Linked DNA regions of Homo sapiens: region 2 is linked to region 1. A link is an interaction called in ENCODE POLR2A ChIA-PET data of the cell type or tissue named here. Cell type or tissue: Panc1. All regions are shown on one strand.

The links. ChIA-PET counts read pairs that join two places held together with the same protein. Peaks named below come from ENCODE experiments on the same cell type or tissue, not always from the same donor. Only the 100,000 strongest peaks of a DNase experiment are listed, where the experiment ranks them.
Region 2: POLR2A ChIA-PET joins it to region 1 with 8 read pairs; 3 of 35 experiments call an interaction of 5 or more read pairs at or near these places.

Annotation. Positions count from the first base shown.
Region 1 is chr2:54,579,475-54,583,474 of GRCh38, reverse strand. The region is part of intron 2 of SPTBN1 (spectrin beta, non-erythrocytic 1); the gene reads right to left. It overlaps LOC124906008 (a long non-coding RNA gene), which reads left to right. Exons shown (of 3, transcript XR_007086322.1): 2 at 203-275; 3 at 1,484-1,897. Among named protein-coding and RNA genes, the nearest start is that of SPTBN1-AS1, 23 kb to the right of the region's middle. RefSeq lists an enhancer at 3,186-3,235. In Panc1, no CTCF peak of the experiment used is centred here; no DNase peak of the experiment used is centred here; H3K4me3 peaks cover 670 bases; H3K27ac peaks cover 1,093 bases.
Region 2 is chr2:54,014,211-54,018,210 of GRCh38, reverse strand. It overlaps a transcript of ACYP2 not described here. Among named protein-coding and RNA genes, the nearest start is that of PSME4, 45 kb to the right of the region's middle. In Panc1, no CTCF peak of the experiment used is centred here; a DNase peak (open chromatin) is centred at 2,010.

The sequences.
Region 1 (4,000 bases):
GTATCTTCTCACCTACACTTTGGTCAGAAAAGCTCCCATTTCATACCCTTGATTTACTGGGGTTCCACCTCAGGTTTCATCTACAGGAAATGCAAATCCATTCTTAAAAAGGTTTTAAATTGCTCTACTAAGCAGTAGGAAATAAGGATAGACGCAGAAGCAGAAAGAGTTTACAGTTTACTGACACCAGCCTTATTAACAGGTAATTATACCGCATGGGAACAGATGGCAACAGAGAGGATCAAGCAAAGCACTGTGGGACCAACTGACCAGAGGTGAGTCAAGGGGTCAAAGCTTCAGAGCTGACAACTGAGTCCAGGGGACATCACCAAGCAGCGGCAGGAATAAGATCAGAGGCAAATGGGGGTTCATCCACCAGTGCTTCAGCTACGCAAGTGGGAAGGGCTCCAGCATGGTCCTAGATGACGGAGGAATTAAATTATCTTCTTCCATGTCCACCCCTATAGTCAGGGTTTACTGAGTGTTTACTAGGGCCAGGTACTCTTCTAAGCACTTCATTAAAACTCAATTCTCACAACTACTCTGTGAAGTAGGTACTCTTACCACCAAACATATTTTGTATAAGAGCAAATTCAAGCCTAGAAAAATTCAGTTATTTGCCCACAGTCACGAAGCAAGCACAGTCCCAGCAGTTTGACTTGATAGCCCCCACCACTCTACAGAGAGTTCTACATTAGCAAGGACCTTTGGCTCCAACTGATATGAAATGGGGTTCAAGCCTTAATGCTCAGTAAGATTCCCCCCAACCTAAATGGACCACACTGAATTAAATCTCTTAAGGTATCCTGCCACCTTAATTCCTGATAATTCCGAAATGGGAGTTTTACGTAATTCAGTGCAGAAGCCCTCATCAGAAAGAATCCTCCATATTTCTTTTTTTTTTTTTTTTTGAGACGGAGTCTTGCTCTGTCACCCAGGCTGGAGTGCAGTGGCATGATCTCGGCTCACTGCAAGCTCCGCCTCCTGGATTCACGCCATTCTCCTGCCTCAGCCTCCAGAGTAGCTGGGACTACAGGCGCCCGCCACTATGCCTGGCTAATCCTCCATATTTCTAAATGGAGGGTGCTTCTCTCCCCTGCCTGACACCTGGGAGGAGTGTAATTCATCTTGCACCTTCAAGGAGTCCCTGCTCTCAGGCACCACCAGACCAGAACCAAGATCGACACCTTCCTTTTTAAGTGTCACCTTTAACATCCCTTATGCTCTGGCATCACAACCCCCCAATAAAATGCTTTCTTAGACCCTGGAAGCTGAGTCAAGAAAACTAGTTTTGTAATGTTTTGCATTAATGTATTTGAGCAAAGTGATGAAATAATTTATCACTGCCATGTTTTTAAAAAGCATCAGTGTCAGCTGAAGGCTTTGAGCAAGTTCAAGTTACACATAACCAGACTTCCAGATGTATTTTTTTCTCTACCTTGGTTTCCAGAGCTAGCGTATTCTCGGTGCTGATAATTTACAGGTACCCCATGCACCAAACCACAGAGCAGCATGTCTGCAGCTACAGAAGAATGAAGTGCCTGTTGTCTCGCAAAGTTCTTCAGTAGGATTTGGAGGCAAGTAGAGCCATTAATTAATAAAAAGCATAGCTTGTGGTAATTAGCAGCAGCAACAAAAATGTTTAGCGGAGCTTCCTCTTTTTATCTTGAGGCAGTTCCTACAGACAGATGCTTAGGATTAATGAAGTTTAATGAGACCTGCAGCAGCTGGCTAATTAGTCAGTGAGGAGGAAGTAGTAATGACAAGAGAAAAAGGCTTTTACTCTTGTTTATTAGCTCAGGTTTGGGACAGTTTTCTTAAACTGTGGGCTGTACCTTCAACCTCAAAGTGGTCCCAGAGCAAATAAAAGTTTCAAAAAAAAAAAAAAAAAAAAAAAGGGCAAAGAAACCAAAGCATGAAGGCTAAATGCTGAGCTTCCCAAGGGTCGGCTTGCCTGCCTAGGAGGAGTGAGCAAAGCAGCCCAGAGGCAGTGGAAGTTCAATGTCAGCCATGATTCCCTGGAAAGCAGCAGCAAATGCTGTCAGCATCAAAAGGATACCCATGTCCTGGGTAAGTGGGACAGTCAACATCTTGTGTCTCACGGACGACCCTATGGAGAATCCTCAATTTAGAGCATCCCCTCCTCCTCAATTCTAAGCAAATGAAAAGGGTTTTTACTAATGAGAAGTACTTGATGATTATGCACAACCCCTTTGTTGTCCATTCTACACTTGTATTATCATTAAATTTGTTATGTATTAGCTTTCAATATAGCCATTCCACAATGCACGTGTATTTCAAAACATGTTGTATGAGATTATATATAAAAATATATAAAGTGTGTGTGTATATATTTATATATTTTTTCTTTTTTTTTAAGACTAAGTCTTGCTCTTTTGCCCAGGCTGGAGTGCAGTGGCGTGATCGTGGCTCACTGCAACCTCCACCACCCGGACTCAAGCGACTCTCGTGCCTCAGCCACCCAAGTAGCTGGGATTACACGTGTGTGCCACTATGCATGGCTAATTTTTGTATTTTTAGTAGAGACAGGGTTTCAACATGTTGCCCAGGCTGGTTTCAAACTCCTGACCTCAAGTGATCAGTCCGCCTCAGCCTCCCAAAATGCTGGAATTACAGGGATGAGCTAGTGCACCCGGCCTATAATTTTTATTTATAATTTTTATTAAAAAATAAAGTTTTTACAAATTTTTGGTTATGTGTGTCTCTCATATTGGCTCCCCCAGGCCTGTACTTTTGGAAGTATACAGTAGAAACCCTAACCCTTTCAGAATTAACTAGTTACCAGCAGTAAGTTTCCCATTCTATCAATAAACAATGCAAGAGAGAAGATTTTGGAGATTTTTTTTTTTTTTTGGTTAAAGTGTGAGAATATGAATACACTTGGATTATAATCCATCCTCCAACACACACACAAATAAGCAGCTAATGGCAATACTAGTGGTCTTCCCAATTCACAAGACCTGTGCTTCAAATTGTTTTCCTGATAATGTGGAGAAATGTGCTCTTTATGTATTCTCAAGAAACAGGATGTGAAAAGCTGGTATGGGTATACAAGATAAAAATGCCTACCCAGAGTGGGCAGAAGCCTCTAAATATTACTGGTTTGCTAAAAGTTTCAGATGCTTTTTAGTTCTACATATGTTAGTTCTACCTTTAACCTCTCTACCACTCAACGAACCATCAAGAAACAAAATCTACTCCCTATGTAACAGTAAAGTCACCCCAGACTAACCTTCAAAAGGGGTTTTACTTTAAAGAAACAGCTTCACAGCCACTGCTGTCATAGAGAATATTCTCAGGTTCCGTGTGGCCGGAAGCTTGAATTTTTTCAGTGCTGGCTTCCTTCTCCAGTGGGGCCAGAGGCTGTCAGAGCCAGCCCGGAAATCTCTCTCATATATGGCTTTAACGTAAATGAAAATATTCCCCTGTTAATTATTTACATAAAGAAGGTCATACAGGTCTGTCCTAGCAACACCAGAGAGCCGTTCTCACCAGCAGCTTTTACCCTCAGAAAGGAGAGAAGAAACACCCATTCAAGTTCAGCACAGAGGTTTGGGTTTATAACCTGTTTCCAAAGTCAATACAGTTAACTGCTGTGGGCTATTTGCTTTCAGAGTTTTAGGATCTCTCTCTCTCACTATACTTTCTGGCAAAGCCTGACAAACAATAGAGTCATTTTAGTCTTAATGCATTGGCTAAAACTGGTTCCTACATTCTCATCAATTCTCCTAAGACTTACATTTTACCTAAATCCAAAGGTCAACAGGAGTTCTCGGGACTTACAAAGGTACTTTTCAGAACTCCATGCAGCAATATATCTTCCCAGTTCAAAAGCAGGGCCAAACAGCAATGCTGGGCTCCCTTAATATGCCAATGTGCTTCAGCTCAGTGAGGATCTGGTCTGTCCACAGTTCAGGTATTAAGAGAGCTATATAGCACGTGCGCTAATGCTACCAATACAGAGACGAACTACCCCTCA
Region 2 (4,000 bases), 570 kb after region 1:
TAGGTGATACTGATGCTTACTTAGGTTTGAGAACTACTGGTCTACATCTAGGCAGATGGCTACCTAGCTATTGCAATACAGAAGAAAACGTGCTCTGGGTTGCTAGGTTACAACACAGGTCCATCGTCTCCCCACGTTCAGTAGATCTAAAGGAGGGGAGCTCAGATCTAATGGAGGGGAGAGTGAAGATGTGCTTTCAAATAGGAGCACTGGCCAGGTGCAGTGGCTCACACCTGTAATCCCAGTAGTTTGGGAGGCCAAGGAGGCAGGATCACATGAGGCCAGGAGTTCAAGACCATCCAAGACAACAAAGTGAGACCCTGTTTTGAAAAAAAAATTTTTAAATACAACAAATAGTAACACACGCTCACTGATAACTGCCACTCCTTCCACTCACCCCTGACTACCAAACCCACACACACGTAATACAGTAGCCTGTGAGATGCCTGTACTTACTCACTCAGCAAAAGATCAAGGACCAATAATACAAGATGGGGATAAAGGAATACTATTTTTCATAAGAATTACAGAGCCACTGACTCCTGAACTACGTCTATCTATAAGATTGAATGCAATAGTATCAGAAATATATTTTAAAGAAATTTCTATGGGCTGAATGTGTTTTCCAAAATTCATATGTTGAAACTTAATGGCCTGGCCAGGCACAGTGGCTCATGCCTATAATCCCAGCACTTTGGGAGGCTGAGGTGGGCAGATCACTTGAGGTCAGGAGCTCGAGATCAGCCTGGCCAACATGGTGAAACCCCATCTCTACTAAAGATACAAAAATTAGCCAGGCGTGGTGGTTCACACCTATAATCCCACCTACCTGGGAGGCTGAGGCAGGAGAATCACTGAACCCGGGTGGCAGAGGCTGCAGTAAACTGAGATGGTGCCACTGCACAGACTGAGACTCTGTCTCAAAAAAAAAAAAAAAAGAAAAGAAAAGAAAAGAAACTTAACGGCCAATATGATTGTATAAAGAGAGGGGGCCTTTAGGAGGTAATTAAGACCTGAGAGCTGATCCCTCATGGATGTGATAAGGGCCCTTACAGAAGGGCTTGAGGGAGTGGGTCCATTTGCTTTTGCTCCTCTGCTACGTGAGGACAGTCCTTGTTCCCTTTTGCCCTTTTCAACCCTTCTGCCATGTGAGAATCAGCAAGAAGGTCCTCAAAAGACACTGAAGGGCCGGGCGCGGAGGCTCACGCCTGTAATCTCAGCACTTTGGGAGGCCGAGATGGGTGGATCATGAGGTCAGGAGATGGAGACCATCCTGGCTAACACGGTGAAACCCCATCTCTACTAAAAATACAAAAAATTAGCCGGGCGTGGTGGCGGGCGCCTGTAGTCCCAGCTACTCGGGAGGCTGAGGCAGGAGAATGGCGTGAACCCAGGAGGCGGAGCTTGCAGTGAGCCGAGATCGTGCCACTGCACTCCAGCCTGAGCGACACAGCAAGACCCCAACTCAAAAAAAAAAAAAAAAAAGACACTGAAGGCAGGTGCCTTGACCTTGACTTCTCAGCCTTCAGGACTGTGAGACATAAATTTCTATTGTTTATAAATGACCCAGTCTGTGGTGTTTTTAAATAGCAGCACAAACAGACTAAGACAGAGATCTATTAGAACCTTCATTTCTAGAACACTCACTTATATAAAACTCTTCTTTGGGTAATGATGCATAGTCAAATGTCACTGAAATAACTGCACCCTCATTAGGGTGTGATGAAAATCCAAACAAAGACACGTGAGCACATTGCTTCCAGTTTCTCCCTGTTTGGCCTTAACTCCTGCTTGGTCAGAGAAATTTGAGCCTTATAAATTAGCAAGCCTCTTCTGAATTAAAAAAAAAATTAATAAGAATGTAACTAATGAATCAAAAAACTAATATATGCACTGTATTGTGTTAGGCATTCATGAGTAGGCAAGGCTACATATTTTTTTTATGGCACTGGGAGGGCTACAGATGTTTACAGAATGAGACAGCACTGTGAGCTAAGCCAGGCAGCAGTGGCCTCCAAACAGATGTGGAAACTGAGCAGACAGACAAAGCAAAGACCATGAGCATACATCCCAAATATGCTTAGCATATTTGGAGAATAATTAAGTCAAGCAATTTAGGTGGAACAGGATATTAATATAGGAAAGACTGGAGAAGTAGGTAAGGTCCATCTTACTGTGGCCATAAAGGTCAGGCTGGGGCTTATGGCTTGTTCTGACAGCAATGAGAAACATTTAAAATTCTAGTTAGCTGGGTGTGGTATCTCCCAGCCATAATCCCAGCACTTTGGGAGGCTGAGGTGGGAAAATCACTTGATGCCAGGAGTTTGGAGATCAGCCTGGTCAACATAACAAAACCCCATCTCTCCAAAAATATAATGACAACTCAGTGTAATCTACTCTAGATTACAGAGTAGATTACAGCTGGGCCTCTCAAACTGTCACATGCATCTGAAATCACCTGGGATCTTGTTAAAATGCAGATTCTAATTCAGCAGGTTTGGGGCACAGGCTGAGATTCTGCCGTGTGTGTGTGTGTGTGTGTGTGTGTGTGTGTGTGTGTGTGTGACGGGGTCTCACTCTGTTGCCCAGGCTGGAGTGCAGTGGCACAATCATGGCTCGCTGAATCCTCCACCTCCCCAGGCTCAGGTGATCCTTACCTCAGCCTCAGGAGTAGCTGGGACTACAGGCACACACCACCATACCTGGCTGACTTTTTGTATTTTTTTTTTCCCTGGAGAACAATGGCACAATCTCGACTCACCGCAACCTCTGTCTCCCAGGTTCAAGCGAGTCTCCTGCCTCAGCCTCCCACGTAGCTGGGATTACAGGCATGCACCACCACACCTGGCTAATTTTGTATTTTTAGTAGAGACAGGGTTTCTCCATGATCAGGCTGGTCTTGAACTCCCGTCCTCACATGATCTGCTCGCCTCGGCCTCCCAGAGTGCTTGGGATTACAGGCGTGAGCCACCACACCCGCCTGTAATTTATTTACTTATCTTTTTTATCAGAGACAGGTTTTCACCATGTTGCCCAGGCTGATCTCAAATACCTGACCTCAAGTGATCTGCCCGCCTCAGCCTCCCAAAGTGCTGGGATTACAGGCATGAGCTACCACGCCCAGCAAGACTCTGACTTTCTAACTCACTCCCAGTGATAGCTAGTATACTGCTGCTCCCCAGACCCCACTTTGAGTAGCCAAAGATTAGGATATTGTCCTAAATTCAAGGCATCTACTACAATATAATATTGAAGTAGAAAGAGAAAATACACCAAAAACATGGGGGGCCAGATACAGTGGCTCACACCAGTAATCTCAGCACTTTGAGAGGCTGAGGTGGGAGGACTGCTTGAGGCCAAGAGTCCGAGATTGCTGTAAGCCATGATTGCACCACTGTACTCCAGCCCAGGGGACAGAGCAAGACCCTGTCTTGAAAGATAAATAAATAAATAAAAAGAAACAAAAAAGAAAAAAAATTTTTTTTTTACAAATTTATTATTATAGTTTGCTCATTTATTTGCAAGGAACAAGCATTTCTCACTCAACCAGCTGAAATAAAAAGAGCTTATTTAAAAAAGGCATAGGGGACGGCTGGGAGCGGTGGCTCAAGCCTGTAATCCCAGCACTTTGGGAGGCCAAGGTGGGCGGATCACTTAAGGTCAGGAGTTTGAGACCAGCCTGGCCAACGTGGTGAAACCCTGTCTCTACTAAAAATACAAAAAATTAGCCAGGCCTGGTGGTGGGTACCTGTAATCTCAGCTACTCGGGAGGATGAGGCAGGAGAATTGCCTGAAATGGGGAGGTGGAGGTTGCAGTGAGCCAAGTTCGTGCCACTGCAGCCTGGGTGACAAAGTGAGACTTCATCTCAAAAAAAGAAAGAAAGAAAGGTAAAAAAAGAAATAAAGTGAAGATAATCCTGACCCTAGCCCCACCCTCATCTTCACTGCAGGAGATGAAGAGGAAGGAAAACCACAGAAACTGAAAGGTTTGCATTCCCCA